Linked DNA regions of Homo sapiens: region 2 is linked to region 1. Evidence: chromatin loops called from intact Hi-C (ENCODE). Cell type or tissue: endothelial cell of umbilical vein. All regions are shown on one strand. Links, peaks and the distances in the headings refer to the core of each region. The heading gives the core; the rest is flanking DNA. Region 1 overlaps PDLIM3 (PDZ and LIM domain 3). Region 2 has its middle 12 kb from the start of SORBS2-AS1.

What was found. Peaks named below come from ENCODE experiments on the same cell type or tissue, not always from the same donor. Only the 100,000 strongest peaks of a DNase experiment are listed, where the experiment ranks them.
Region 2: a loop joins it to region 1, with 5 times the contacts of the local background. A loop is called at or near these places in 3 of 110 quality-filtered maps.

What each region holds. Positions count from the first base shown.
Region 1 is chr4:185,503,787-185,520,429 of GRCh38, reverse strand. It overlaps PDLIM3 (PDZ and LIM domain 3), which reads left to right. Exons shown (of 8, transcript NM_014476.6): 4 at 6,093-6,160; 5 at 11,868-12,131; 6 at 13,778-13,908; 7 at 15,844-15,955. Among named protein-coding and RNA genes, the nearest start is that of PDLIM3, 23 kb to the left of the region's middle. RefSeq lists an enhancer at 5,543-6,742. In endothelial cell of umbilical vein, for the core only: no CTCF peak of the experiment used is centred there; a DNase peak (open chromatin) is centred at 6,779; H3K27ac peaks cover 1,735 bases.
Region 2 is chr4:185,567,152-185,583,794 of GRCh38, reverse strand. No RefSeq gene overlaps it. Among named protein-coding and RNA genes, the nearest start is that of SORBS2-AS1, 12 kb to the left of the region's middle. RefSeq lists a silencer at 13,257-13,434 and an enhancer at 12,317-16,643. In endothelial cell of umbilical vein, for the core only: no CTCF peak of the experiment used is centred there; a DNase peak (open chromatin) is centred at 9,724; H3K27ac peaks cover 1,446 bases.

The DNA of each region.
Region 1 (16,643 bases), core at 3,347-11,346:
GAGATTAGGTTAAGGGCTATAGCAGCCAGTCAGATGGAGCCTTGAAACATTCCATGACTTTGCGTCATGACTAATTCTTACTGACATCCTCTCCAAGAGGCCGGTGTTTGAAATGCTCCAAGATAAGAACAATTCAGTTCTACTAATGAACCAAAGGATTTCTACTCCTTATGAGACTCTTAGGCCAGATTTCTGCACGGCCAGTTTATGTAACTTGGTACTTCAGGACAGACATTCCCTACACAAAAATAACTAAATTGCAGTGTATCTCCTGCTATCCAAAAATCCTTTAGCGTAAACCAGAACAAAACGTGCTGATAAAAGTCAAACAGTGAGTTTCACTTGTGGACTGAGACGAGAGAAAAGCTAAGCTATGGTTATAGGGTTTTTTGTTTTTCTAAGTAATACAAAGCTGTGCAAAAAAGATGTCTTTTTCTTTTTTATCAAAATGACAACTCTGCAAATACAGCAATCTTCTGGACAGCAAATACGTGTCAGTTAGAGAAACAAATGCCATTAATATTATCATGCTTCAGGATGTCATTGCAGATGAATAGCAAAAGGCCATGGAACAATATGAAATTTGAGTTTTTGTTTCTCAACCCAAGTCAAACTTTTATTGTAAGTTATGTGACCTTTGACATTGGAATAAAATACACTTTCTCACTTACTTATTGGGGAAAAAACTATACCATCCAAGCCCAGCCACAGATATTAAATATTAGTATGTTTATTTCTGGGGGTTTTTTTCCCCTGTGAATAGGTTTAAGCTAAGGAGACATTTTCTTATATGGTTATAGGAATAGTTGATATAAAATTTTAATATCTAGATTTTTAAAATGTGGCCGGGCATGGTGGCTCACGCCTGTAGTCCCAGCACTTTGGGAGGCCGAGGCAGGTGGATCACCTGAGGTCAGGAGTTTGAGACCAGCCTGGTCAACATGGTGAAACCCTGTCTCTACTAGAAATACAAAAAATTAGCCAGATGTGGTGGCACACGCCTGTGGTCCCAGCTACTGGGGAGGCTGAGGCAGGAGAATCACTTGAACCCAAGAGGTGGAGGTTGCAGTGAGCCAAGATCGCACCACTGCACTCCAGCCTGGGCAACAGAGTAAGACTCCGTCTCACAAATAATAATAATAATAATTTTTCCATGCTATCATCAAATAGCTAAGTTTTGTTTCTCTGAGTTTAGACTTGAATCTTAGGCTTAAAGGGCACGTTAGTTGTTGTTTAGATCAACTCCCAGCACCTGAATAAATGCCTTCCATGCAATCCTGAACACAATCTATTTTTCTCTATTTTTCTGTACAAAAATAGACAAAATGGTCCATTTTTTAGTACGAAGTGTTGCTCTTGACTAAGAGTATGTTAATGAAGCTCTTTGTCCTTTTTCAAAGCTTACATTCTCAAACCATAACCCTCATATTTGCTTAATGTTAGTGGAACAACTCAAAGGTATACTGTGCCTGTCACAATACAAGAAAGATGCTTTCAGAAACAAAAATGGTTCTTATCTAAATAAGAAGAAAGCTGTCTCCATTTCCATAAAAAGGATTGCATCCTTGCCAGAGAAGATAATAGAGTTTACATACACAGTCAAGAAGAGTGTGGGATAAAGTCATTTTTATTTTCACAAATAAAAAGTGTTTTGGTAACTGGAAGGCAGCCCATATAAAACAAGCTTTCATAGTCACCATTTCCTCAAGCTCTTCCCAGTGAGAGATGGGAAACACTTGAAACTGCTCACTGGAGAAAAAAGGATGATGAGGGTGACTTTACTGTTTATTTGAGGGGTGAGTATGAGGAGGAAGTGATTCTAAACTTCAAACGTGATGAAATATAATTTCTTCATCATGCCTTGATCAAATATAAGATCACTTCATAGAGTTTGTTTCTCTTATATGCCCACCATTTTTTCATATATATATGATTTGATTTTATATACACATATGTATACATATTATATATAAATATATATGTGTATACATATATGTGTGTATATCTATGAATCAAACATACTGTTTCTGTTGGAGATGGTTCAGAATTATAAAGATTATCTGAATCTTTATCTGTGAGCAGTCTCCAAGTAAGAAGTTGAAAGGTGAAGCCTTTGACTGCTGTCATGTCTGAGGTCATTCCAAGGACATGGGAGACTGCTGTCCATGGTTGGATCCTCTTAACATCAGCAGAGTTCTGTCAAGTTACTTAGCTTTCACTGGGGCAGCTCTAGCATTCCATTAATTCAAAATGTTGTTCCTTAATATAAGCCTCTAACATTTAAAATAAAAATTTTAAATGTATCCATTAAGGGAATAATTACATATTGAATTCCTAAGAAATAAGAATTATTTGGGTGGTTTTTTCTAGATAGAATAAACACAAGAGCTGGACTATATTAACTGTTGTATACACTTTTTTAACTGGCATTTTCAGTTACTTGTGATTTTTCCAGGAAAAATAAAAATGAATTAAAGTGGAACAGCGGACTTCTAATTGGTTTTGTCTTTTGATTACATTTGACCATCAACAATGATGTAAGCCTTGGATAGAATGTTGCCCCTCAGTGCCCCACTTAAATTTCTTGGTAAACCTTTGGTGTATACACTTCATTGTGCTTTTTGGAATGACTCTAAAAGCCCATAAACTAATGCTTTGCAAAGCCTAAATAAAAATGTTTGCAGCCTGTATTAGAAACACTTCCTTTTATGATCTGAATGTAAAATAGAGGTTGTTGGTTTTTTTTTTTAACAAATTACACATTTGTGATCTTTGCAATATATGTGTAACCAAAACCGAAAATTGCAAAGAAATTGCTTGGAGCTGATTAACTTACATGCTGCTATTTAGAAATTCTACTAGAGATTATTAATGCACAAATATTTTCAGAGAAGTTGCCTTATTTACAGGACAACACTACCTATATTTAATTATCATCTTAAGGCTAAGAAGAAATAAGGGCAGAGGTATTTTCCATAAAGCCATTATATTATGTTAGTTTTTATTAATTCAATTCTATTTACAAAGACTTTAAGGCAGGCCTTACTTTCTTTAAAAAAAAAAAAAAAAAAAAAAAAAAAAAGCTAAGCTCCACAAAACTTAAGTGATTCAGTACTGCCTGATTCTTTAATTAGCCTGAGAGACTTGTAATCCACCAAAACTTAACTAGGCAGTTAGGCAATTAGTGTGCTGTCTTCTCTCATATCAAAAAGGCTTGAATCATGGCCATTGTCATTACTTACAATTATTTCTAGTTTTTCATGCCATAATAATGGCTAATTATACTGGTTAATCACAAAACTCAGCCAATCCAAATTCACTAATAAATCAGCTAAAACAATTAGATTGCACCATTTATAAATGTTTAGCTACACACATTTTCACAGGATCTAGGATTAGGCATTTTTCTAAAGCTACATTTGATGGTTTGGGTCATTCTACCTAAGAGCAGCTACAATAATGTTAATCAACTCCTTGGCTGTGAGCCATTATTATGAAGGAAAAAAGTTAAGTGAACAAGGTATCAGCGAACTCAATCACACTACAAAATCATAGACTAAATGGAATTCAACTCAGACCTTCTTTTTGGGTTCAGGAGGCTGTTAACATATGCTGTCCAAGGTTGGTGAGAGAAATGCTGTTCTTTACCCCATCACAGATTCTCAGATCCCCTGAGATTTGGGGTGGGTGGAGTCAAAGGCTCCTAGGCTAGGATTTGAAGCTGTACCCCATTGCCCTGGCATAATTTTTGTTTTTTTAAGTGAGCTTTGCCAATAGGCCTAGATAGTAGAAGAAGGAGTATACTCAGAAGAACTGAAAGAAAGCGTTTTGTAGCTGGGGTCCCTACAGGAAGTTGTTCATATTCTCAGGCACAAGAATCTTCTATGAAAAACTCTGGTCTTACACCTAGGGAAGAGAGACACTCTCTTTTCTTTCCTCCTCCTTTTTCTTCTTTTTGTTTTTGACAGTCTGTTTTCTAACAGAAAAGCATAACCCACAACTTATCTGAAATGAAAAGGAGAAAACTAAATATTACAGGATCTTTTAATGTTTTAAAGACGATAATCTCTTTCCAGTATTATTTCAAATAATTATATATGTTTGTACGATTTCAAATCTGGAACACTGGTGCCACATTCACGAAAGTAAATGAAGTTGATGTGAATGTGTAAGGGAAAATACTGTTAGAAAGATTTATCTTACTAATTCTGCCAAATAGAAAGATTTGGGACTGGGCGCGGTGGCTCATGCCTATAATCCCAGCACTCTGGGAGGCCGAGGCAAGTGGATCACCTGAGGTCAGGAGTTCGAGACCAGCCTGGCCAACGTGGTGAAACCCTGTCTCTACTAAAAATACAAAAATTATCTGGGTGTGGTGGCACACACCTGTAATCCCAGCTACTTGGGAGACTGAGGCAGGAGAATCACCTGAACCGGGGAGGCGGAGGTTTGAGTGAGCCGAGATTGCGCCATTGCATTCTAGCCTGGGCAACAAGAGTGAAACTCTGTCTCATAAATAAATAAATATTAAAAAAAAAGATTTGGAAAGAGAATCAGCTGACCTGTAATTGAGCATTCCCTTTTGGTTTTCTTCTGTTGCTTAGAAGAAAAAAGTTTTAAAGGCTTTACAAAATTATAAATCTGTACAAAAACTGGAAAACATGATTCCCACGTTAAAAAAAAAAATTATAGGATTTTAGATCATTCAGACATGTTTCAAACTCAGGGTTGAGGACTCTGCTGTTTGGTCCTTTTCCCAAGGAATAAAGTGAAAATCCTCCTGTGAACCATACACATTTTCTCTCTCTGAATTACTGACTTTAATCTTTTGGGGACTAGAGTAAACATGAAGAGGTCTTCAAACACACAACATGAAATCATTACAATAAAGGGAGGGGTTGTATATGTTATTCCCGCTTTCATAAAAAGAGTCTCTCACTTGTGTTTTCTAAAATTAAGATTATAGCTTAATCCAAGTTAAGAACTTTTTGTTAAAAGGTGTTTTCAAAAACGAGTTTTCACCTGGCTTAGTTTAAATGATTCAGTGTAGCTAATTATTCGTAAATGCTCATTCTCCTTGTTTTGTTCCCTCATGTCTCAAAATGGGGGAAAGTTTATCAATGTATCAATAGAAGAGAAACCATATGTAAATTCTACTTGAGAAAACGTTAAGTATATTTTTCAAGCCAAAAATCCCATTTCTGACACAAAATGTCTGTATTCAAATGAGTCATTAGAATTTCTTAAAGCTATAGATGAAGAAGTCAGGGGCAGATAAGAGGTGCAATGTTTAAATTATTTTATAATATGTTAAATAAGGTCAGTTCCTTTTCACCTTAACATTTGATCGGTGAATATAGCACATGTAAAGCTCAGAGAAAACCATGGAAAAGTTTATGGCTAACTCCTCCTCTAATCTTTCCGTCAATCTCGTCGTGGGTAAAGATGCCTTTATTAACAGTAGTGATGCTGTTGGTTTCGCTCACTAATGGCTTTCTTGTGCGCTGTGTGGCTGTGTATTTTGTCTGCCATTGTACAGGAATTCAAACCCATTGGTACCGCGCACAACAGAAGGGCCCAGCCTTTTGTTGCAGCTGCAAACATTGATGACAAAAGACAGGTAGTGAGCGCTTCCTATAACTCGCCAATTGGGCTCTATTCAACTAGCAATATACAAGATGCGCTTCACGGACAGCTGCGGGGTCTCATTCCTAGCTCACCTCAAAAGTAAGTATCCGGCTCTGTTCTGGCCACAGTGTACCTAACAGTGATAGCATGGTTTCTTTTCTTTTCAAAAGTCCAGCTCTTGCTGTTTTATTTTTACTTTCCTGAAGGCACTATCAGATTTCTCTTTTAAAGACAAGCATCTAAAACATGTTCTAATTGTTGTGGGGTCCAATCCGCCAGTGCCTGACCGTTTAGCGGATAGATGGTTGGAAAGAAGACATCGTCCTGGTCCCGTCATCGCCTTTCTTAGTTATGACAGTAGTTGGTGGTAAATGATCCTCCCTGTACAACTATCGTTCGTTTAATCTTATCTGCAACAGTGTCCGCCTTCCACTGAGGGCCTTTTTAACGCTTTGTTTTCACAGGACGGGAACTACTTTGAACACAAGCATAATATTCGGCCCAAACCTTTCGTGATCCCGGGCCGAAGCAGGTCATAAGCGCTGAGACTGTGGAGTTTGCAGTGCATGCTTCTTAAATCAGTTCTTACTAATCATCAAGAAAAGTAACTGGTAGATGTTTGGAGTGGCTTTTCTCATTGCGAAGCTTATTTCAAAAGCAAAAAGAAACAAACTCACTTGGCAGAGAACAGAAGCCAAATAACTTGCATTTCCAAGAGTAAATATTGACAAGATGACAGAGCTGTGAAATTGTATGCAATCACCACGTGTATTTATAGCGAACACCCCTGAGGCTCTGGGGATCCCATCCAGAACACTGTGACCTTTGAGTCGGGCAGTCAGTATGTCTATCCCAGGTCAGGAAAGCCCTGCCAGCAGGAGCGAGCATGGAAACCAGCCCCGGTTAGGAGGAAGGAATCAGGTGAACAAGCCAGAATGATAAGGAGCAAGCTCTTCCTTCTCGTCTCTCAGTAGAGAAACTGATCATCTTCAGATCATCCTTTTCAAATATCTTCTCTAGAAATTGAACTCCAACCTAAGGGGAAAGAAAATAATGCCCTGTATTGCCAAATCAGGAAACAGTGACTTCAGGAAACCTCTGTTCCATCCTTCTGACCTCAGCTAAGCCAGTCAGCCCACAGGAAGGAAGCTGGTGGTTAGACCGGATTGATTCCGACAGGAACATTGAATATGATTTACCGCAGCTGTTGCAAACTGATGGCCCATAGGTGGATTTATTTCACAGGCATGTTTTATTTAATTCTTTTGTTTAAAAAAAAAAAAAGAATTTAAGTGCCTTTAGACAGAACATTTAAACTCACCATCTTGTCAAAATGCACATCACTCTTAAGTGTGTGAGACACGGCCCATTTTCATACATGTGTGACCTCCTGGCCCCTCTAGACACCCGAGCTTATGACTCCTGTCATAAGCTGCGGATAGCAGGTCATCCCTTATGTATGATTTCCATGTCCAGACCTTTCAGGAAGCTACAGGCAGAGCCAGGTGATTGTCTCAAAATATGCCAGACAATTCTTGTGATATCAGATCCAGAAAGGAGCCCTGGACCAGAGGAGCAGGAGAAAGGCGTTAAGAAGGCAACCATGAGCAAACACATCTTCCCCCCCCTAGAACGTGAGCTCAGTGTCTGCAGGGGCCTGGTCTGACTGGCTCAACATTATACCCCCAGCACCTAGAAATGAGACAGAATAAATGCTCAATAAGCGACCATCTACAAACAGACAAAATAAATGCCCAATAAATGCTCACTGGATAAAGGAATCAAATCCTGAGGGTGCACAACATTTCCCAAGCAAGTGGCAAGAAGAGTCCAGAGCCGTCTCGCTCCCGATGCTGGCAGCTCTGTGTCCTCTCCTGCTTCTCTCTATGTGTTCCCTCGTTCATACTCTGTTCTCATCTGCATCTTTTCCGTTTCTCCACTTTCAACAGCTTCCCCACCCCAACCCAACCCCAATAACAAAACACTGGATTTAAAGTTAAAAGGATATGATATTTTACTGTTGAATATATACAACTTCCCAAAGAAGCATAGTAAAATTAATCACTTGCATTCTTTTCAGGTTAGTGTGACTGAGTCCACCCACACAAGCTCTGGGGCTTCAGAAGGCTTGAATAAAGTGATACGTTAGAGTAACACATATCCTGCCTTTACTAAAAACCTATAACATTTAATTTTATAAAAAGTCAGGAAAGTCAGAGAATCCTAGGTATATAATCACCTTTTAAAAAAATTTTTCATTTTAACTTAAACATAGGGATAATGGCAAGCCACTCATAATGTTGTCATTTGAAGATCACACCTTTTAATGTAGCTGAATTTGGAAGAGAGAAGGAGAGAAACAGAAATGAGAAGGTTTGCTTAAAAAACAGATGCCAGTGCACAAATCTTAAAGAATTATAAGGCCTGGTGCGATGGCTCACACCTGTAATCCCAGCACTTTGGGAGACAGAGGTGGGCGAATCACAAGGTCAGGAGTTCGAGACCATCCTGGCCAACATGGTGTAACCCCATGTCTACCAAAAATACAAAAAATTAGCTGGGCATGGTGGCGGGCACCTGTAATCCCAGCTACTGGGGAGGCTGAGGCAGGAGAATCGCCTGAGCCTGGGAGGCGGAGGTTGTAGTGAGCTGAGATCATGCCACTGCAACAAGCGTGAGACTCCATCTCAAAAAAAAAAAAAAAAAAAGAATTATAAGAGTGCCCCCAACATCCTCCTTCTCTTCCTGTCCCTCCTCACTATTTGCTATAACTTCTGAATTTTTTGTTCCCACCAAACTATTCTTCATCAAGGTGGAATTGTGAGTGGCTGCATACCAGCCTACAACTAGATTTGTTTTTAACTTTTAAAACAAATGTAGTTTTTTTCGGGTGCATTCTACTTGTACATGTTTATGGGGTACGTGTGCTGTTTTGATATATGCATACAATATGTAATGATCAAATCAGGGTAATTGGGGGTATCCATCACCTCGAGCAGTAACTTTCTTTGTGCTTTGGAACATTCCACATCCACTCCTCTAGTTATTTTGAAATATACAAATAATTGTTGTTAACTATAGTCACCCTGTAACTACACTGTTAATGAACTTCTTTAATCAAAAGTAAGTTGGACATGCTAGTGCTGGACATGGCGGCTCACACTTGTAGTCCCAGAACTTTGGGAGGCCCAGGTGAGCAGATCACCTGAGATCAGGAGTTTGAGACCAGCCTGGCCAACGTGATGAAACCCCATCTCTACTAAAAATAGAAAAATTAGCTGGGCATGGTGGCACATGCCTGTAATTGCAGCTATTCAGGAGGCTGAGGCATGAGAATCACTTGAAGCTGGAGGCAGAGGTTGCGGTGAGCCAAGATTGCACCACTGCACTCCAGATGGGTAACAGAGTGAGACTGTCTCAAAAAAAAAAAAAAGTAGTAAGTTGGACATGCTAAATTGTTAACAGCTCAATTTCCCTGGGGTTTTACCATTAGCTATAGTTCTTTTGATTATTTCATCATAACTGAAGCCTTTTAAAAGACTGGTGTTTTCATATACAAATATGTAAAATTTTTAAGGGTAAAGCTACAATTAAATACATATGTAAGGTATTTTAGATCCAAATGATAAAATGCAATCCTATGAGTGGTTTTTGGACAAGTTGCTTCCGGAAGTATGCCCCAAAATGTCTGTACACACCCCAGAGAAATTAGCAATCTGTCAAATGACGTATCTGGGCATGAAGTAATTGAGTGTGTTATCAACCTTACAAGTGGCCTTGCCAAGTCACTAAGTCAACCCCAGAAAATCTCATTAGCACCTGCCTTTCCAGGTCATCAGGAACAGGTCGTGGTGACCCACGGTGCTATCCCCAGTGATATCCACAGTGACTGGAATCCATGAAAACTCGTTTACTTAAAGGATCAGTTTAAAAGATCTTTTTAAATTGGCCCAGAAATTTATAAAAGTTCATTCTTGTTTGCTTAGGGTTCATTACTCATTTATTTAATAGACATGGGCCTGATTGATAAAGGAACTGGGAATGCATGTTTAACTAAAATTACATAGTACACACATATGCATATACTGTTGACCCTGAGAACACGGGTTTGAACTGTGCAAGTTCACTTATATGTGGATTTTTTTTCCAATAAATATGTTGGAAAAATTTTTGGAGATTTGCGACAATTTGAAAAAAGTCACTAATGGTAGCCTTGAAATATCAAAAAAATTAAGAAAAAGATTTGCCATGAATGTATACAATACACATAGGTAGTAGTCTATTTGTGTGCTAATAGACTGTTTATCTGTAAAACTTCGGTTCAACAGTAGGCTATTGGTAGTTAAGTTTTGGAGGAGTCAAAAGTTATACATGGCTTTTATAGCAGAAAAATATTACTAATAACCGCTATAAAACATGGCATAAGTAAAAGTTCTAAATTGATCATTGTTTATCTACCCAGTACGGGCACTATGTCTGGCACACAGTAGGGTGAGAGTAGTTATAAATGCTTGTTGAGTAGGTTCATTACTGGGAGGCCGAAGTCTCCCAGGATTTAACTCTGTGTTTCAAATCCCTAAACTGATTTCATAAGCTTCATTACACTCAGGTTAAATCCACATGATCCTGACTAAACTGCACTACAACTGAAAATGTACTCATATTCTTTTACCAGCTGAAGTCCATTTCAAGAGTCACTATAGATCGTACAAAAATGGTGAATAGGCCACTTGATATTTTGGTATGTGATCTAAACAATGTACAGATTGGGTTTTCAATAGGTTCTCAAAAGGCAGGAAGTGAAGGAGCAAGCTGGTATTCACCTGTCTGGTTTAGGTTATGTAGGTAGTTAAACTGGATAGCACAAGACAAAAAAAAAAAAATTTAAACCCATTTAGTGACATGAGTTCTCCAGACTAATCCGGCTGCAACATTGCTGGAGTAGAGAAAGTTACTGCTCAATACCTTTTGGTTTCTTATCTTTATATGGGCTGAAGTTAGCATTAATACCTCTAGAGAGTAAATGCAGATATGGGGCCATACTTGAGACCAGAGACAATCTTGACTTAGCGGTAAACACACCATATACATCCATTCTCTGTCTTGAGCTTACAGCAACACTAACTGGAAAGTATGATAAATATTTACATTAATACTAATATTTCTTTTTGCTTTGTCTTAAATGACTATGCTTTTTTTACAAAAATCTCTTGGTATCTCTCATGCATGTGGAAAAATGGACTTTTTAGTCACTAGCATGTCAGTTGTTAACTGACCCCTATCCAGTTTCCAAATAGAATGTACAATCTCCCTAGTTCTTCGATGTGCATGACTGGCCTTTGATGTTTTAATAAGTCCCTGAAATGTATCTTTAAAAGGAAAAGGGAAATATGCCTGGGAATAGATGCGTGCTTCTGAAATTGTGCATAAAATAGCTATGTAAGAAATATAAGCATCGAAAGAGTGAAACACCACCTTATTTCTCCTCTAATCATTAATTTCAAGGTGATAAGCATTTATTGGTTTTTTCTAGGGCTTGTATTAAACCACTGAACAATTGTCTTAAAGTATACTCCTCACAGAACTAAAGAGTAAAAATAGAAAATGTTAAAATAGTAACAAAATATTTACAAGATAGCCTTAAAACATAATCTGTACCATAAAACCTACAAGTTACCAATTACTATTCAATTAAAGTTCAACCGTATTACTGAAATATACTTCTGATTTTGAAATGTTGAGCCCAAATATGTGATTGCATCTTCATGCTGCATATTCAGTGTTCACTAAAACTTTAATTTTAAATGTTGCACTTCAGAAATGTAAAAGGATGTCCAGCCAATGTAATTTTCCTTCATCACTTGTGATATTGACCAGTTTTAAAGTCTTTGGCCTATTTTTAAAAAGTGAGGATAGCTGCATCTTTTCTACTTCATATACAACTTTTCTACATGTAACCCTCAAATTACACATTGCCTAGTGAAACAGAGCCAAAAAATGCAGTATCACCTGTACCTTTTAATTTTATTAAACTTTTTTCAATCATGAATTTTTCACCGTCTTCCCTTTATAAATAAATTCTAGTGACAAATCAAGATTTGGTTTTATTTTGATGTAATTCACCTCTCACTTTTGTCTTCAATTCCTTTTAACCTCTCTGTACGTGTTCTCTGTGTTCTTCTGTCTGGACTGTCTGGCTCCCGGTGCCATCTCTGTGTAACGTGTATCCATTAACACAGTGGATGCAGCACTCCCTCCGGGATTGACTGTGGCAGTGGACGCAGCACCCCTTCTTCTGTCAGTACTGTTAGTACCATTTGCCCAGGTGACTTGAAAGTTGCGGCTAAGCTGGCCCCTAACATTCCTTTGGAAATGGAACTTCCTGGTGTGAAGATTGTACATGCTCAGTTTAATACACCTATGCAGTTGTACTCAGATGACAATATTATGGAAACACTCCAGGGTCAGGTTTCAACAGCCCTAGGGGAAACACCTTTGATGAGGTAATATGAGTCTCTTTGAACCATGGGCATATTAACTAAACACGTGGGCAATGTCAGCTTTACTGGTGTCTTTTAACATTGTCTTAATGGAAAGAAAGCTATGTGAAAAGCTTTTTTAAAATACTAAGGATTTACTGCAAATATCTAGGCTTGGAAAGAAAGCTATGTGAAAAGCTTTTTTAAAATACTAAGGATTTATTGCAAATATCTAGGCTTGGTGATAAAGGTGATTTGAGGAATTATCTGTAGAGCTTTATGTGTCAGATAGCAATAAAATGAAATCAGGTAAGGACCAAATGTATATGTCTCTCGAAAGCTACAATGTACTTTACAAATATCTGGTGTAATACTTCTCAAAGTTATTTATAATCTAGTATACCCTATGTCTGTCCTTTGGGGATCAAAAATTAGGAAGGAGGTGGGAGGTTTAGAGGAATTTTATGAGATGATTCTTCTCTCTTCTGATAGCAGCTTGTGGAGAGGTCATTATTTACTCATTTACAATGTTTATTGTGCATAAAGGTTTTTAGGTGAATACCCTCAGGCTGTTAATGTAGATATTTAATTTTTGCTGGTCTCTTTTTGACTAATTTTTTCTTTGTTATAACTATTTGTTCACAGTACTTTTGCCATAAAGATTTTGATTAAAAAGATTTATTATAGGATAAAATCTTACTGCTTCTTTCACTATTACAGAATCACTATTTATAAATTAAATTATTATAATGCTTCAGAGTGTTAAATAGTGATATCCCAAAGCTATCTCTTGGGATGAACACATTGAACTAATAGTAGTGTAAGATATCTCAAAGCCATTTGCAAATATGACATAGGGAATAAAAATATTACAGATAGTATGTTTTCTAGATAATGCAATAAAATGATATAAAATAATAAAGTAGTGCTTAACATATAGTATTATGAAATTCTTTATTGTCTATTATGAATATATTTGTAGAAAGCATGTTAAAGCTGCTGTCATTATTGTAAATGAATTTTAACATGGCTATTTTTAAAAGACAGTGCAGTCAGTTATAGCAGATATAAAAATGTAAGTTTCTACATTACAGGCTTTCAAACCCTGAGAGGTTAAATTTCTAGAATTTACAAGTAAAATGATACCCTTGTTATTTCCAGGGGTTAACAAATTAGCCTTAAAACTAAAAACATATTAAACCATATACTTTTTGTTTAATATCAAAAGTGAATGTGAATTTTACCGACAATTTGATGACTGAGAATAATCTGAGTGCTCACTGCTGCACTTTCTGTCATGTGTATATTGCCTTTTCTCTGGGAAAAGTTAATTTTGTTCACATCTATCATTATGTATCCATCAGACTCAAGTCTTGTTCTTCTTAATTACTATTTCCTGACAATTATCTTTTAGTTTCCTTCCAAAGTATTTTGCCAAGTGGAGGAGTGTGGGTGTGACTCCCCGATTTGTTGTTCAATGACATTTCCAAGGCAGCCATTTGAATTCACATTATGCTTTTAACTATACTAGAGATTCACTTGAAAATACTAGACCTCTGTTCAGGAGTGGCTGTGCATAGAGTAATGGCTGAGTATTGATGTCTCTGGCCTCTTGCACGTCTGGTGCCTCCCAGCACCTGACGATGCTCCCCGCCGTGCCTGTGTTTCAGCGAGCCCACAGCCTCGGTGCCCCCCGAGTCGGACGTGTACCGGATGCTCCACGACAATCGGAATGAGCCCACACAGCCTCGCCAGTCGGGCTCCTTCAGAGTGCTCCAGGGAATGGTGGACGATGGCTCTGGTGAGCAGCCGCTGACACCTGCTGAAACGTATTGATAGAGGCCACTGCAGGGGGCGGGACGGGGACGACAGCAAACATACTGGGAATGAAAGTCTAAAACTTGGTTTTCATTGGGAGCCAAATGAATTTTTGCTCAGAAGGATAGGATATGGATGGTGCCTCGTTTAAAAAAGGAGATTCCAGGACATGTCCAAGTAGCCACCAAGTGAAGTCACAAAAGGACACCAAAGACAAATTGCATTAATGGTAGTCAAGGGCTAGCTCAGCTTACAAATCATGAGATATCATTTTAAATGAATGTTGTCAAACTTCTCAGCCTCCCCCCCACACTCTGGAGTATCACCATCATCAAAAACTAAACAATGCTCTAAAAACCCTTACTGTGTTCCATGTTCTGTGCAAAGTATTTTGCATACAGTATCATGTAATCCTCACAGGAACTTGGGGAGGTGAGCCTATTATTTGCCCTACTTAGCAAATGAGACGCTGAGAGATGGGCGGGTGGCCTTGTGAAAGGCCACATAGCCAGTGAGCCACAGACCTGGGTCTCCAGCCCACTCCCGTCATCTTCAGGGCTCCTGCCCTGACCTAGGCTTCTCCATGCCCAAAAGATATAGACTGTCCTTTAAAAGCCACACAAAAATGCAAAATGTCCCATTAGGGTGGCTATTGTGGCAGACATGGAGAATAACAAGTATTGGTGAGGATATGGAGAAATGGGAACCCTGTGCATTACTGATGGGAAGGTAACATAGAGCAACCCTGGGAGAGGATGGCAGCTCCTGGAAAAGTTAAACACAGAATTACCATGTGATCCAGCAACTCCACTCCTAGGAATATACCCCAAAACACTTGAAAGCAGGGACTCAAACAGATTCTTTATTTTTTTTTTTTTCTTTTTTGAGATGGAGTCTTGCTCTGTTGCCCAGGCTAGAGTGAGTGGCACAATCTTGGCTCACTGCAACCTCTGCCTCCCGGGTTCAAGTGATTCTTCTGCCTCAGCCTCCCAAGTAGATGGGATTACAGGCACCCACCACCGCGCCCGGCTAATTTTTGTATTTTTGGTAGAGACGGGGTTTTACCTCTTGGCCAGGCTGGTCTCGAACTCCTGACCTCGTGGTCCACCCGCCTCGGCCTCCCAGAGTGCTGGGATTACAGGCGTGAGCCACCACGCCCAGCCTGTATGCCAGCATTTATCTTATTCACAATAGCCCAAAGAGGGAAAACACCCAATGTCCATTGACTGATGAATGGATAAGCAAAATGTAGTATACACATACAATGAAATAGTATTCAGTCTTCAAAGAAATTAAATTCTGACACACGGCGCACCATGAATGAACTTTGCAAACATTATGTGAAGTGAAAGAAGCCAGACACAAAGAGGCAAATATTGTATGATTCCATTTATTTGAGAGATCCAGAATAGGCAAATCCAAGAGACAGAAAGTAGAATGAAAGTTACCAGGGGCTATGAGCAGGAGCACGGGGAGTTACTGTTTCATGGGTGGGGAGTTACTGTTTCATGGGTACAGAGGTTCTGTGAGGTGAAGAAATAGTTCTGGAGGTGGATATTGGCAGTGCTTGCACAACATTTTGGATGTACCTAATGTCATTGAATTGCACCCCTAACCATGGTGAAAATGGTAAATTTTATGTATATTTTGCTACAATAAAAAATAATAATGCCCTCTGCTCCTTTGAGCGTTTTTGTAACAGTTTCCTCCAACCACAACAAAATAAATGTTTTCACTAATTCCATTCTATAATGCCCTATTTCAGAACAGCGTCCCTTATGATTGCATCAGTCCTGCCCCTCTCGGAATGACGGTGCAGATGCAACTTCAGGTTAAAGTGCACACTTTAAAATAGAAGCCAAGCACAGGCTGCGGCCAGCTGTTCCCTAGCCATAAATGGAAACGCTTTGTTTTTCAGATGACCGTCCGGCTGGAACGCGGAGTGTGAGAGCTCCGGTGACGAAAGTCCATGGCGGTTCAGGCGGGGCACAGAGGATGCCGCTCTGTGACAAATGTGGGAGTGGCATAGTGTAAGTTTCACTTTTAACCCTGGAATTTACGATACAGCTTGGCGACAGTTCATTTCTTCTCCTTTAAGACTTTATAGACTAAAGGCAACTGTGAAAACCAAATTTCTATTCATCAACTTGAAACGTAAGGTCCCCAACATTTAGCACATTGTGACTGTCACTCCTTAGATATACCTCCAAATTGTCACATCACATGAGTCAGCAATTTTGACTTACAATTTCAGATAGATTCTCATGAAAAAAAAAAGATGCCCAAATGTATGTTGAAAAGTCACGTCTAAGAATCAAGACTTCACTTTAAACTCCCCCACCCCTGTTAACGTATAGTGTTTAGTAAATGCATACATGAACTGTGTATACATTTAGTATACATAGTATCCTCCTCTGTATAAACACAGGGAAACAAATACAGGCAACAGGATGTTACTTAAAATACATTATCCTTACCCAGTGTAAGTTACACAAATGTTGAAACAAAATATTGAAAAACTGTCAGCTTCCATTACAAGGGAACTTTTATTTATTCAGAGATAGAGCCCTGCTCTGTCACCCAGACTGGAGTGCAGTGGCGCAATCTTGGCTCACTGCAAGCTCCACCTCCCAGGTTCAAGCGATTCTCCTGCCTCAGCCTCCCCAGTAGCTGAGATTACAGGGACCCACCACCACACCTGGCTAATTTTTGTATTTT
Region 2 (16,643 bases), core at 5,119-13,118, 62 kb before region 1:
AAAAGGGTTCTTTTCTTTTCATTAGTAGATCTATGTTAGAAAAAAAACTGTGCTCTATTTGTATTATTATATTCCTAAATCAGTAACAATTGGTGGAAATGTGTTTTCTCTTTATTATGTAAGAAAGAACGTACATAATATCCTTAATTTTGCCTCCTAGCTCACAAAACCTAGAGCATTTACTCTCTGTTTCTTTAGAGGAAACGTTTGTGAACGCTTGCCTGTGCCGATTGGTAGCAACACACCTGGAAACTGGAAACTGACCCGAGGGAAAGAAATAGCGAACACCTGCTGTACACCAGGCTGTTCCTCACATGCGTTCCTTATCTTTATGCTCACAAGAAATCTGACAGGAAGTCTGCTTTGTGCCCATTTTAGAGATGAGGGAGCTGAGGCTCTGGGAAGTTAAATAACTTATCCAGACATGTAAGGTATTATACATAATATTTGATTGAAATCGGATTGAGAATCTCACGTGTCTATCTCCCAAGCCTGTCATCTTTCTTCCAAACCATGTAAGCTTGGTGCTAAACACATTGTGGATGAAGCTGTGCACTCAGGGTTGAGCAGCTGCACCCATCCACCTCCTTCCCTCTCCACCATTCTCACAAGCAGGGCTGACATGAACAGACACCCCCTCATAGCAGCATCTTACTGTGCACAGGATGAAGAGAAAGAGGTGTACCCATCAGCACAAATTGTTTCCCTGAAGAAAGCTGAGTTTGGTTTCTAAAAGGACACTAACCAGTGAGAATATACTTTCAATGACTGACATGTTTTGACTGAGCACAAGCCTGTCTGTGAGTTGAATCAATGGGAGACAGGCGAGCCCAGCGTGCTCTAGGAATGCTGCGTGCTTGCCGGACAGCTCTTAAGCATACAAAGCCCCAAGATACACCAGCCATTTTCTGCTGGATGACTCTAAGTGACCTGAGCCTGAGCTCACTGCTAAATTCAGCCCCTCCACAGGTCAGGACAGTTCCATCTGAGCTCATGCACATGCATATAATCTTGACCCAAAAAACGTTCAGTACAAGACAGAAATCTGCCTAGTAAATCTTCACCTGTTCATTTGGGGTTTCTTGTTTCATTCTTTCCCCTAAAATACTATGGGTGACTCAGTTGTCCCTGTGTCTTCCAAAAATAAGTGTCATTTCCAATACAACTCTTGTTACCATTAACAACACCAGGGGGTACGTGCTGAATCTTGCACTGATTTCACAGGGAGCTTGAGAATAATTTTTTCAAGCATTTTTTTTCTTTTTCAATTCCACAAGCAATAGATGCTTATTGTAGGAAAAATTAAAAAGCTATAAAGGAACAAAAAGAAGAAACAGGTTCACTAAGAGTTCCATGTAGGGTATGGATTTGAGTGTGGAACATATTCTCCTGAGTGTTTCTCTATACATGTGGATTTGTTGGGGGCAGTGGGCAGTGTAGGGAAAAATGGGATCACACTGAACATACTGGGTAGTTTTTTGTTTTTTTTTTTCAGCGTCTCACTCTGTCACCCAGGCTGGAGTGCAGGGGTGCGATTTCGGCTCACTGCAACCTCCGACTCCAAGGTTCAAGCGATTCTCCTGCCTCAACCTCCCAAGTAGCTGGGATTACAGGTAAAAGCCACTGCGCCCAGCTAATTTCTGTATTGCTAGTAGAGACAGGGTTTCTCCATGTTGGCCAGGCTGCTCTTGAACTCCTGACGTCAGGTGATCCAACCGCCTTGGCCTCCCAAAGTGCTGGGATTGCAGGCATGAGCCACTGCGCCTGGCCTGAACATACTGTTTTATAATCTGCACTTACCTTTGAGCAGGACTCTGAAATAAAGTGAATAAATCATGTTTTCAAGTCAATTTGACATTAGCGAGGTCTATGAAAAAAAGGAGAAAAAGTCTAAGTCAATCCTCAGGATTCATGAAAATACAATGAACTCAAAACCTCAAAGCAAGAATTACAAAATTACCACCAGGTTAGAAAATCTATTGTAATCTGAGGAATTGGTAGAGGAAGGAAAGGCGAAATGAAGAGAGAAAAGAAAATAATACTTATAATCTTCCTACTATAGGCCATCACAGGTTTTAAAAGCACCTGTACAGTGAAGGGATGGCTAAAGGAAGAGAGAGATTAAACTGAGAAATGAATGTGTGGATTGCAGTTGGATGTAACATCCAAACCATCCTGGAGGTTTGTTTCAATTTTTTGAATCAAAATTGATGGAACAGATCATTTACTTTGAAATTAGACATAGTTCAAAAAAGTTAGATTGAACATATTTTTATAATGTACTAGCGCAGGGCTTCTTCCCTGTGGGTGACTTTGTCACTCCTCCAGGGGACATTTGGCAATATACAAGCACTTCTCAGGGGTGCTACTGGTATCTAGTGCATAGAGACCAGAGACACTGCTGGACCCACAATACACAGGCCAGCCCTCACAACTAAGAATTATCCAGCCCAAATTGCCTATAGTGTTGAGGTCAGAAGCCCTGCCCTAGGGTAACTCATACTACTTAGGAGAATCATCTTGTAAATCATTGTAAAGGATTTTTTTTTTAATCCGGAATTAAAAGGCTGAGAGTCACAGTCCTAATGGTCTCATCTTCTGCCCTATGACTGTCAGATCTAGGCCCTTTGTAGAAAGCAGTTTCTCCTCCCAAACTCTGGAGATAAAGCCAGAATGCACCTAGGAAGGAGTCAAACAATCCCTGAGGTGGACTGAAGCACAAGGTAGACGAGTGCCTAGAGATAAACAAGGATCTCTGTAGAATGTCTCTGGGCAAAGCAGTCATTGTAAAAATATCTCTACTGAGGCTCAGATCAGCCCAGAGCAGGGAGGCCATTCCCTCCCGGATGATCTCAGAGGCGATGATGTCATCAGCAAAAGCCAGGTGTGTGAAGCAAAGCAAGCTCAGTTATTAGTGAGCTGTCGCAGGCCACGTGGGTAGGGTAGAAAGATTCCTTTGCTTTCCAGAAGGTACGCAGACTTCAGGGCACCGATGACGAGGCCAGCCTGGGCTCAGAGTGGGAGCCTCGGTGAGGCTGCGCCATCAGGCTTTGCTCGGGGAATCCCATTGTGCCCTCTAATCACCCACATCGTCTGCAATGTGAGTGATGCCCATGTCCCTAGTGAAGAAAAGATGGGCGTATTCTCATCTCTAGTCCATACTAATAGTAACCATGTGTTTAAACACAAAACCAGGGGTCAGTCCTTGTTAGGGGCTGAATTGTGTCCCCATCCCCTTAAGTTCATACATTGAGTTCTAAACCCCAGAACCTCAGAATGTATTTGGAATAGGGCATTTAAAAAGGTAATTAAGGTAAAATGAGGTCATCTGAGTGGGCTCTAATCTAATATAACTGGAATCCTTATAAAAAGAAGTGATTGGGCCAGGCGCAGTGGCTCATGCCTGTAATTCCAGCACTTTGGGAGGCTGAGGCGGGCGGATCACGAGGTCAGGAGATCAAGACCATCCCGGCTAAGGCGGTGAAACCCCGTCTCTACTAAAAATACAAAAATTAGCTGGGCGTGGTGGCGGGTGCCTGTAGTCCTAGCTATTCAGGAGGCTGAGGCAGGGGAATCTCTTGAACCCAGGAGATGGAGCTTGCAATGAACCAAGATTGTGCCACTGCACTCCAGCCTGGGCGACAGAGCAAGACTCCGTCTCAAAAAAAAAAACAGAAGAAGAAGAAGAAGAAGTGATTAGGACACAGAAGTGTACAGAGGGAACCATGTGAAGACACAAAGAAAGCAGCCATCTATACCTAAGGAGAGAGGCTTCCCATACACCAACCCTGCGATACCTTGAACTCCAATTCCTAGCCTCCAGAACAGGAAGAAAATAAATGTCCATCGTTTGAGCCCCCCAGTCTCTGGTACCTGGTTATGGCAGCCCACGCAGACTAGTACAGGCCTTCTCTCAGGGACACTCGCTTCCACCCACTTCTCTGCTCCCTGGTTCCTAGTGGATGATCAATGCAGAGGATCTATCTTGTTCCAGAGGGTGACAACTGAAATGCCCCCTTCCCCCAGCTCCATACTCAATTTGGGATTTGCATAAAAACAAGATATAATAGGTGATAACTGTTGAGTAGTTCAGCTTATAGCTTCACAAAGACACCCCTTCCCTACACACACACAGACACACAGAGAGCACCCTAGCCAAAACAGTCAGTGGTATATTCAGTAATGCAGGAAAAAATTATATGTTCCCAGGGCGTAAATATTTAGCAATCTCTTTTCACTCATTGTTCATTATGCACACACTTGGATAGACTAGGAATCTACCATTAATCTACCCTGCTGCAGAAGCTCTATCTGAGTCAGAGGGATAGCAATGGCCCTCTACAAGGTAAGGAATCCCTAACTCTGATCTTAACTTTCCCTACTGCCTCTCATGTCTGCAGGTGGCTTATAAACAGCAGACATTTATCTCTCACAATTCTGGAGGCTGTGAAGTCCAAGATCAAGGCACGAGCAGATTTGATGCCTGGTGAGAACCCACTTCCTCAGAGAAAGCCTTCTTCTTGGCTGCATGTGGTAGCTCACATCTGTAATCCAAGCACTTTGGGAGGCCAAGGCAGGAGGATCACTTGAGCTCAGGAGTTCAAAAGCAGCCTAGGCAAAACAGTGAGACCATCTCCACTAAAAAATAAAAATAAAAATAAATCAGCCAGGCATAATGACACATACCTGTAGTCCCAGCTACTCAGGAGCCTGAGGCAGGAGAATTGCTTGAGCCCAGGAGGTCTAGGGTGCAGTGAGCTATGATCATGCCACTGCACTCCAGCCCAGGTGACACTGAGCAAGACCCTGTCTCATAAAATAAAAAATAATTTAAAAAAAGAATAGAAAGAAAAGAGCCTTCTTTTTCTGTGTTCTCACATGGTAGAAAGAGAAGGGAACTCTCTGGAACCTCTTTCATAAGGGCACTAACCCCATTCATGAGGGCCTTGCTCTCATAACACAATCACCTCCCAAAGACCCCACATCCCAATAGCAGCACTGTGGGGACCAGGATTTAACAAATGAATTGGAGGGGACACAAATACTTGGTCCATAGCCTTGCAAGGGCTGCTTCCATGGGGGCAACACCCTCAATAAAAGGCACAGCACGTTTCCAAGTTATAATTGCACAACTTGGAAAGTGAGCTGAAGAGGCAAAAAAGAAACAAGAAATGGATATCTAGAGCTCTCAGAGGATGCCTCAGGCAATCAGACTCTCTCGAGCTCTCTAGCTGGCTCCTGGTTCCATAAGACCAGACTATTTGATCTACCTTGTTTCATCATACGTTCTCAATCATTGGCTTTAAGAAGCCATCTCAAATGCACACTGAGGCTTCAAAGGAACTGTCAGCAGCCTGCGAGTTTTCCTTCCACAAGGGACAGAGGAGACATTGAAACATTCAGTCAACAGTGTTTGCCACTCAGTAAGTAAATACTCATATATGTTGTATGTTAAAATGTTAAAGGAAAATGAAGCCAAGTGTGGTGGTGGTGCCTGCAGTCCCAGCTACTCCAAAGGCTGAGGTAGAAGGATCTCTTGGACTGATGAGTTTGAGACCAGCCTGAGCAACGTAGTAAGATCCTGTCTTTAAAAAGAAAAAAAGTTAATAATATCAGAAGTTATTAATTAGATAATTACGAGATATCAGTGTTCTTTACCAGAGTGCAAGTATAGTTAAGGCCATGATGAAATATAAGCACAAGAATTTATAGATAATACTCATCCCAGAAAAATCTCCTTGGACAAAATACAAGGAACTGGTATACATTTTCTAATGATTCCCTGACAATTCTTTAATCAAACCAAGTGAAATGGGTCTGAAAATTAGATTGTCGGATTACAAATATTAATCATATTAGGTCTATAATGCAATGCCAACCAGTAACACTTTTTTCTGCCCCTCCTCAGTGACATTAGCCCATATTTGAACCAGGGCCACTTTTTTTCTTAACAGAAGAGCTTTGATACAAGGAACAGGATATCAAGATCAAAATTCCGCTCAAGCTTGGCATTCAAAGCGCTCAGACTTGACAATTCCTGACCGAATGCCACCAACATCTCAACTAAAGCCCTCTGGGGGCTGGGACACAAAGCTGTTCACACAGCAAGATATGACTTTGATAATTCCTCTGGGCTCATCTTGGTGACTCTATCTTAATACAGTGTGTTTCATTTAAAACAAAAGAAGTCACACACAAGCATCAAGATATTCTGAACCTGATAGGTACCATAGACCAGACCGGGAGCATGAGACTTGCTCACTTTTTCAATAAGAATGTCCCCCTCAGAGGCTGCTCCTATACAAACTAACCAGTTGTTAGCTTGTCAGAGTTGCTGATAGCACAGGCTTCCCCTTAGAATTACCGGCATTTTCCACCCTAACCCTTCAGCAAAGAAATTTGGTGGCTGGCAGACAGAAATGAGTTGAAACTAGTAAGTCTATCTTTGGCCTGTTCCCTAGGAAAAACACTGATATTATTTGTTCCAAGTATTTATAATGAGGTCTCTAAAATATTTTTTTCCCTCTCTCTCCCTCACTCTTTGTCTCCTTCTCCCTGCTAATGGAGAAATCTCAAAATGTTTATGAACTCTGAGAGCTGAGTGCTGTCCAGGCCTCCCACCCACCCGACATCCTTCCACACACACACTTATGGCTTTGGTCAGCTGTCAGATGATATGACAAAAAGCTTAGCAGACATCTGTTCATGGATTAATGGCCATGGTATTTCTTTCACTATCAAAGATAAATTGCTAGACAGCTGTACTAAAAACCACAGCACAGTTCTCGACACTGGTGATGCACAGACGAGATGACCAATTTTCTAAATGGAGTCACGAAGAACATTCTTATTTCGGGAGCCATTTTTTCCCAGTGAGAAAAGATGGAAAGCAATAACAAGGACTGCTGTGCAAACTTCAAATTCAAAAGGGTCCAAGCTTCCTTTTTGGCTGCTGATAATGACATGTTATTTGAAGATTGTTCTGGCAGTCAGAGTTTACAAAAAGAAAAAGGATCAGAGAGTGAACGCCTTGCTTTGCCAACGCGGCTCCTGTAAATGGTATGAAAAGCGTATTTTCCAAACTCAGACTCAGTTAGGTTCCTAAGGAAGTGGGCCTGTACTCGTGACTTTGGTCAGCTTGTGAAATGATGTAATAAAAGAATATCACATAATATTTATCTGAGGAGTAAATAAGATAAAATATACCAACAGTCCAGCATGTAGTTGGCTCTAAAAGGCTAGTTCCCTGGCCTTTTGGCCTTCGGAAGTCCCCTTTAAGCTGATTCTCACTGGCACCAAGCATGTGAATACCTGTGTTAGGTCCTCTTGGCTGCATTCCCAAGTTTTCTCAGCTAGATGTTTGATGAAGACAGTCAGAATGTGGCATTTATAAATATGTTTAAAATCAATGAGAGATTTCTAAAGCAGATATTATATAAAACAAATATTAGAATCGTTCATCAGTTTTTAAGAAGGAAGTAAGCTCATCAGTTTTTAAGAAGGAAGTGACATAAAAACACAGTTAGGGCCAGGCGCGGTGGCTCACTCCTGTAATCCCAGCACTTTGGGAGGCCAAGGCAGGCAGATCACGAGGTCAGGAGATCAAGACCATCCTGGCCAACATGGTGAAACCCCATCTCTACTAAAAATACAAAAATTAGCTGGGCATGGTGGCACCTGCTTGTAATCCCAGCTACTTGGGAGGCTGAGGCAGGAAAATTACTTGAACCAGCGAGTCGGAGGTTGCAGTGAGCCGAGATGGTGCCACTGCACTCCAGCCTGGCGAGAGAGCAAGACTCCATCTAAAAAAAAAAAAAAAAAAAAAAAAAAAATCTCACACACAGAAGCCACAAATAGAAAAGCAACAGAGCAGAAAACTTGGGTAAAGCACGACCAGCCAGCATTTATTTGGATGGCTCCCTGACAGAGACCAGGCCTGAGGAACCATCCCAGGACGAGAGGTGACAGATACACAACCAGACCAGGAGCCCAGATTCCAGCACTAGACCCTCATATGACCCGTGACACTGAGAAAGTTACTAGCATGGCCCGATGTCAATATCCTTGTTGGTGAAATGAAGAAAATCAACTAATCATCAAGATCTTTCCATTTCTCAACTGTCCATGAAATAATAGTTCAGTAAAAGTAGCAGCAGACTGAATGACAAATTGAATATGGATTTCAAAGAAGCAGAAGGTTTTGAGGCTAGAAATCTGCCTGAGAGATCGTGATGAGGGGCCAGACTGTGAGCTCAGCTTCCCATATAGGCAGGTTCAATATGGAGCTCAGCACATATAGGCAGGTTCAATATGGAGCTCAGCACAAAACAAACGCCATGAAACGATCATTAAAAAAAAAAAAAAAGACAAAGATAAAGATAAAGAAAACATAGAACTATTAAGTACAGGAATAATTATTCAATCCCAGGAACCAAAAGTAAAATCAGTTACAGTTTTTCACCTAGCAAGTTGGCAGCCAATTGAAGATTTGTCTCAGTATAGTGTTAAGAGAATGTAAATTGATAAATCAACTTTAAAATACAAGAAACTACCTACGGTGTATGCTTATTACCTGTGTGACAAAATAATCTGTACACCAAACCCCCAAGACACTCAGTTTACCTATATAACAAACCTGAACATGTACCCATTAACCGAAAATAAAAGTTAAAAAAAAAACTTCAAAATACTGTGTATCCATTGTTCTAGCAATGTCATTTCTATATATTTATTCTAAAAAAAATTCTCAATGTGTTCAAATATTTAGCTGTAAGTTTATGTATTACCATGTTATTCATGACATCAAATAATTATTAGAAATCTAAATATCTAACAACAGGTATTTAGATATATTTATCTAATAAACACATTGTGGCACTTTTTGCTGTGAAATACCATGTAATCACTTAAAAAGGACCTCCTGGAAAAATATTTAATGATGTATAAAGATGTTCACAACACATTGCTAAATTTTTAAAAAAAGTTATAAAACAGTATAATCTCATTTTTGAAGGGAAGAATATCTATTTTTACAGCTATACATATGCACCTAGAACATAGATGTACATGTATGTGTACGTGTGCATGTGTGTGTGCCCCTAGACCAGATGTATTAGGTTGACTCCATGAAATCTCTAATTTTATAAGTCAGAAACAGTACAATCTCAGAAATTTCTTAAGGTTCTATTTAATAAATCCATATACACTGGAATAAGATGTAAAAATTATTCACAAAAATGTTGACTATGGTCATATCTTCAGTGATTTATGGATACTTTTATTTTTCAAACATTTTACAACTAAGATGTATTTCTTTTAATATAACAAAAATCTTGTAGTGAAGTTAAATAATTTACACACATATCAGTCTAAAATATGCAATTTCTTCTATATATGATAAATATAAATATATAGCATATGTGTGTATATATATTATATATAACTGAAATTTATAGAGAGAGATAAAATTAACCAAATGTCTAATCCTTTTTAGTGTAATCCGTTCCAAAGATGGCAGCAGTCTATTAGGAAAAAATCACTCATCAGGATAAAAATGCCTGGTCTCTCCGAATAGTCTCCCCTCCTCCGCTTCCTTCCCAGGATAGTTCCCCGGTGAGTGGGAGCAGTTAACATCTTATGGTGGTGGGAAAACCTGGGCTGTTGGGCATGATGTCCTCTACCTCTTCTGGTCTCCAGGGCTGTGTCCCTGTTCCCTGGGTGTTTCCTGGCCTTCAAAGCTGAAACCTGAGGCTGGTGTCACTGGTAATCTGATCTCTTTGGGTCTGGGCAGGATTATCACTTCCTGCTGACTCAGCCAGTCAGCTCCCGCAGGCTACAGACTCCGGAATATCTGCCATGCCCTTCCTCCAGCCTCTGGCCCAGCCTCGCATCCAGGCTCTGCTGTGCGGTCAGCTCCCCTCACCACTCTGTGCACGCTGTGGATCCTTGGCTTCTCAACGCTGCATCCCTATCCTGTAAAGGTCGAGGGCACCCCAGAATGCTGAGCCCCAGAGCCCTCTTTCTGCCTGACCACCCCGGCTGCCCAGCTCGCTGTGATGTGCCTGAGGTGCAGACTGCTCTTGGAGTAACTCACCTTGAAGCACAGCCTCCAGACAGGAAGTCAAAGGGAACCTTACTGTGTGCCCTTCCTCTCCTTTTCCATCTTCCTGCCATCCCCAGGACCAGAAGCTGGCCAGGCCTTTCCTTACTTCCACTCTGTCCTCAATCCCTTCCTCCCTCTCCAGCCAGGTATGCAGGGTCTCCTTGGCTTTATAAAAACACCTCTCTGAATAGAGCCCCTTATGCTCAGTGATTAATTTGACAGAGGGTTCTAGAGATTATTTCTCAGGACAATAGCTTATGTCATTCCTTTTCTGAAGCACAGTATATTAATACTGAACATCACCCTGATCTTCCCCTTGGCCTTTCTCCTATAAAATATATACTTAGATGAATGCTAAGGGAGAAGAGACAAATGTTTTTGACTCATAAAAGCAAAATAAAGAGGCGGGTGGCTCATGCCTGTAATCCCACGTCTTTGGGAGGCAGAGGCAGTAGGATCCTTTGAGCCTAGGAGTTTGAGACCAGTCTGGGCAACATGTCGAGGCCCCATCTCCTACAAAAAAATAAAAATAAAAAATTAGGCAGGTGGCACGTGTCTGTAGTCCCAGCTGACAGGAGGCTGAGGTGCTTGAGCCCAGGAGTTGAGGTTACAGTGAGCTATGATTGCACCACTGTCCTCCAGCCTGAACGACAGAGCAAGACACTGTCTCTAAAAAAAAAAAAAAAAGAAAGAAAAAGAAAAATAAAATTATCTTAAGAGCTTGTCTTCATTATAAAATTATTTAAGAAAAAGAGGCAGCCTAAATATATACCTAACTAAAACAGAGAGACATCAGGAAAGGGAGAAGGCTTTGAACGAAGACTTGGAGGATGCTGAAACAAAGAAGAGAATTAAAAGAAACCAGTGCAAAATATAGAAAAAAAAATATAGAGATAAGAATTAAAATGTCTGATTTTTATTTGTAATATATGACATTTCTCTAAGTACTCAAGTTGCTTCAGAGAGCAGCAGTTCTGATGCACCCCAGCTTCCTGCCCTGGGCATGAAACTTACAGGACACCAAGATCAATAATCAAGACACCAAATGCCATCTTGTTCCGGAAAGGATTTCAGGCGGCTAACAGAGATAACCCGCTCTACAGAGAAAGTGAGCAGTAAATGTTCAAGAAGCTTCAAAAAAAGGGTGATTCGGCCAGGCGCGGTGGCTCACGCCTGTAATCCCAGCACTTTGGGAGGCCGAGACGGGCGGATCACGAGGTCAGGAGATCGAGACCATCCTGGCTAACACGGTGAAACCTCGTCTCTACTAAAAACACACAAAATTAGCCGGGTGTGGTGGTGGGTGCCTGTAGTCCCAGCTACTCTGGAGGCTGAGGCAGGAGAATGGCGTGAACCCGGGAGGTGGAGCTTGCAGTGAGTCGAGATCGCGCCACTGCACTCCAGCCTGGGCGACAGAGCGAAACTCCGTCTCAAAAAAAAAAAATAAATAAATAAATAAAAGGGTGATTCTTCTAAAAAGGATTTTAAAATCATAAATTCTCTAGTTGACAAAAACAAGACAGAGTTATGAAAAGAAAGAAATGTGGGAAATGACATAGCTCTGTAAAGAAAATAAACTTTGGTGCAGAAGGAAACAATGGTTTAATCGAGTGAAATGCAGCGGGAGAGCATGCGGGAGGTGACCTGGGCAGCAGGAAGCTTTCAGAAGGTGATTCTGGGGGATTTCAGAGGAGCAAGATGGAAGCCGAGAGCCAGCGGTGATCCTAGTCCCGGTGGGGAGAAGTGATCGACCAGATCAGGGCAGCAGGAGCGGGAATACACGTGACAGACGTTACAAAAATAAAATAAGCAAGACTTGGCCACTGGTTGGCTTTAGGGATTGAAGGAAGTGGTAGAGTCGGTGGTGACTACAAGGCTTCCAGCCAGGCCAACTGCAGGAATGATAGAAACAGTAAAAGAAATGGCTCGCATTTAGTCTTGCTCTTAAAACAGAATAACAGTAATATATTTTCCACTTACAAGTTTACTGTTATAAAAATATTAATAGACCTGAAAGGAAAGAAAGAAAATTTTCAAAATTCAAAAATTTGTACTGAGTACAAACTTTAATGGCAGTAAGAAGTACAATGTGTGTGTTTGTAACAAGCACTCTGAGTTAGAAAATACAGTTTTTCATTTCTTATCTTCAAAGCATGAAAGAAATAAAAAGGCAAAGTACTGACTTAACTGAAAGCACCTGATTGACGTGTGTCGTCTCACGTTGGGTTCGTACACTTTGTGCATGGCTTTGTATTTCCATAGTTGTCTAAGTACTTTTTTGCTTCCAGTGCTAGTCGAGTTGAATTCTGATTACCAATTGAGTTCTGTCTGAAGTTTATTATTTTAGTAGAAATAATGTAAAGTTAGATATAGCTATTACCCAACATGGTATCAGATTCAGATATTTGGAAAATCAATGTTTTATTAATGATTATCATTAATGATTAATGATTATCAGCTAGCAGTATGAGACTTTACTCACACTGCTACTCAAATGTGTGAAAAAAAAATGGTAGCTTCCTTATTTTGTTTAACCAATCTAATCTTTTTGCATTTTTTAACTGAGATATAATTCACAGGCCACAGCCCTATGACGTGTACAACTGAGTGGTTTTTAGTATATTTGCAAAGTTGTGCAGCCATCACCATTATCTAATTCTAAAACATTTTTATCACAAAAAAAAAAAAGCCCTGTACCCATTAGCAGTTACTCCCCTCCTCCTTCACCCATCCCCTGGCAACCACTAATCAACTTTCTGTCTCTGCAGATTTGCCTGCTTTAGATATTTCATACAGATAGAATCATACACTATGTAACCCACTCAATTGTCCCTGTGAACTCCCCGCTGCATGGTGGCAGTAAAATTTTACTTTCCCTCAAATTCAGTGATCAATATTATCTCAGATTTTTCCAGTTTAAGACAATTTAATTTTGGTAAACACTCATCAAGCTCCAAGTACACTCGCTAGCAGGCGATTTCTCCCCTCCCTTCTTCCTTCCCAAGATGGTCTGGGGATAGAGAAAACCCGTGGAGTCCTCCTGGCAGTGGTGGGAGTGTGGGCTGCCTTCTATGCTGGCCCCTGCAGGGTGTGGCCTGACGACCCCGGTCTCTGGGTCAGTGCCCCTCAAGGACGACTGGTCTCGACTGGACTCTTGGCGAATGACAGCTCCTCCTGCTGCCAACATCCAAGCTCATCTGTGCCTCCAGCCATGAAGATCACTGCCCATGGCAGTCTCCTCTTGCCAGCTCAGTCCTCAGCCAGCTCATGGTCCTCTCAGCAGCTCTGTGTCTGCTCTGGGGGTGGGCCTGGGCCTTTTTCCCCCACCGTATGCTCTGCACCTGTCATGGCCACCAGCATAGAAGTGAATGAATCCTTCAAAATTCAGCTGAAATATTGAACTCTTCGCCAATGTGTCCACCGTTTCCTCCTACTGCTTCCTCTGTGCTCTGGTAAGAAGATCATCTTGCTGCTACACGGAGCATTTTTTGGCTTCTATTCCAGCCCCTGCATGCATCTCATCTCTCCTACGTTATCAATCCCACCTCTCCCCCACTGCCCAGGTGGGGGCTTCCCAAGGCCACCCTCAGATCCTTGCCATGTACATGTTACGCTCAATAAATATTAAAATTAGTTGAAGTTGTGTTCTGTCTAATTAACTAGATTTCTATTTTAAAGTAACACCATGGGCATTTCATAAAATAATCATATGACAGAGATGAGTATAAGATGAACAGTACATCTCCACTCAGCCTCAAACAGTGCAGGGTAGTCTCTTGTTTGTAGGAACTTTTATGTTTTTCCTAGTATTTTACTCTTCCAGTTCGTTTTTGAATGAGAATATAAAGTATCTCTGAGTTGGGAAAAGAGAAAATTTATACGAGAATTTTCTAGGGGAAGAAGAGCAGGAAGGAATTACAGACAGAGTCACATTTGCAAAATCACCTGTTGGAGTATAAGAAGGAAAGAGGAGCCCGGCCAACCCCATGTATAAATTTCATTTTGAAGGCAATGACAACCCTGCTTCATCAGTTTCCTACAGACAAATGCATATCTCAGCTTTCCAGCAGAATCAAAATCTCACAAATGTCCCCTCTGAGGACTGTCTGAGCCCTGCCTTGCCATTTGTCTGCAAATGGTTTCTGACATAGAACCCAAACCAAATGACCAATCCAACACTTCTGGGATGAAAAAGAAAATTCAGAATGGTGACAATGAATTGGGAAGTTCAGATTCTGTGCTGTGTGTTGTGTTGAAAAAATTGACACTAAATCTTTTAATGTCCTTTTCACATCAAAGTTCCATGTGTTTCCTCCAGTCATTCCGGGATTCTACACACAAAGACATTTTTCAGAGAAGGGTTAGGAGAAAAGAAGAGGCAGGAAAGGCATTCTCTCCTACTAAGTTAGTGAAAAACCCTCTTCAGGCAGTCTCCCCAGAAGTAGAGGTGCTGTTGATAAACAGAGAACAAGGCCAGGCCCAGTGGCTCATGCCTGTAATCCTAGCACTTCGGGGAGGCCAAGGCAAGTGGATCACCTGAAGTCAGGAGTTCAAGATGAGACTGGCCAACATGGCAAAACCCTATCTCTACTAAAAGTACAAAAATTAGCCGGGTGTGGTGATGCATGCCTGTAATCCCAGCTCCTTGGGAGGCTGAGGCCGGAGAATTGCTTGAACCTGGGAGGCGGAGGTTGCAGTGAGCCGAGACCGCACCACTGTACTCAAGCTCGGGTGAAAGAGCCAGACTCCATCTCAAAAAAAAAAAAAGAAAAAGAAAAAGAAAAAGAAAGAAATAGAGAACAAAATCTCAGGCTTTGAGAAGCACTGGGATCCCAAGACAGGAAGCGTAGTGCTGAGCTTTAAGCACCAGGTCTGACCCAAACCGCCTGGATTCAAACCACAGCTTTGCCATGTACTGTGTATTTTGGACAAGGTATTTCTGCCATCCGTTTCCTTGTAAATCGGATTCGTAGCAATGCCTACCCGCCAGTGCTGTGTTGAGTACTGATATGTGCATAAAGGGTGCTTATAAGAGTGCCTGGAGCCCACTGGGCTGTCTGTGTGTCATCCTAGTCATCAGCACGGCATCACCCACTGCTATTCTGACCTTGTGTTGTGATCCTTGGCCAAGGGTGACATGCTCAGCCCACCTCCACTAGGCCTCCTTTTCAGTAGTTATAATTTCAGGGTCTTCTATGTTACCCCAGGTAACCATTTCCTTCAGACCGAAACTATGAAACGAAGAACCCAAATACCCATTTATATGCTGGCCTTAGATAGAAAGACACAATCACTTTCTCTTTTCTTTGCATAATGTTTTTCTAAACTGCAGCCCATTCGCCACCATCCTGCTCTAGGACCACACTAGAATGGAGGAAATTCTCCCAAACAAAGAAAGGTGAACATGAATGAACCTACCCCTGGCTTCTTGGTTTATGACACTCCAGCGTATGACCCAAAGGTCAAAGAACGCTGTTGTGAAAGTAGATTCAAATCTTTCTGTGTTTCGGCCCCTGTTAAGCAAAAGCTTTGAGATCCAAAAACAAAAAACAAAAAACTTGACAATCCTATCGATTTGTACAATGCTGGTGGACCCCTGGAAATAAGTTGTCATTGAAAGTATGAGGCAAACGCCTTTTTTAATGATTTCAAGCAATCTGTGGACCCACAATGCCAGGCAGCACTCTCAAAGGCCTCCTTGTGAGTGTGTGTGCCTGGAGGCTGCGGGTTGCTGGCCCCCTTCCATCGTCCTGCAAACACAGCACCATATTTGTCTTTCAGCTGTCACTATTTGTTAGGAGCCTATAAACAGAAGATTCTTTCTTAGCAACCACTGTGAAAAAGTAAAACCACCCCCACCCCCTCCAAAAAAAAAAAAGTCTGAAATGAGGAAAGAAAGAAAAATGAACTTTGCAAAATTACTTGTGGAAGTCACAATGACAATCCAATATGCAAAGTTTCAAAATTGCTGGCTGCCCTTGGTTTGGGGAAAAAAGAAAAAACTCTGAAGACGTTTTCAGAAGTCAGCTGCCAACAGATTAAGAGGCGACGAGAAATGATCTCACCACCATTTGTAGACGTCTGGTCACGCGGATATCTGCAAGATAACCAAGAATAATCCAGTTACGTGATTCGATTTCATTTCCTTGGAGAATGCTTCAGGCCTCATCTTGCTATTTTTAGCCTTGAGTGTCAAACGCCATGGGAAGCTCGTCCAAGGCTGTTCACAGATTACATGTTCCCCTAGAACAGGTAGGCGTTCTGGAAGCCAGAATCACTGACAAAGTGTCTGGAGATCGAAGCGTTAGAAGGAAGGAGAGACAGTAGGAAAATGGGCCTTTAGATTGGCAGCTACAGAATACCTTCACATAGACATCACCTCTCAGATAGAGAATTACAGAAAAATCATCAAACTGGTAAAGAAAGCATGAACCTTGACCCTAACAAAGAACACTGCAGAGGCCCTGTGGGAGTGCTCATAGCCACTTAATCTTTCAGGAAGTTTAAAATGTTTCTGGAGTGAAATCAGCTCACTCTTGCC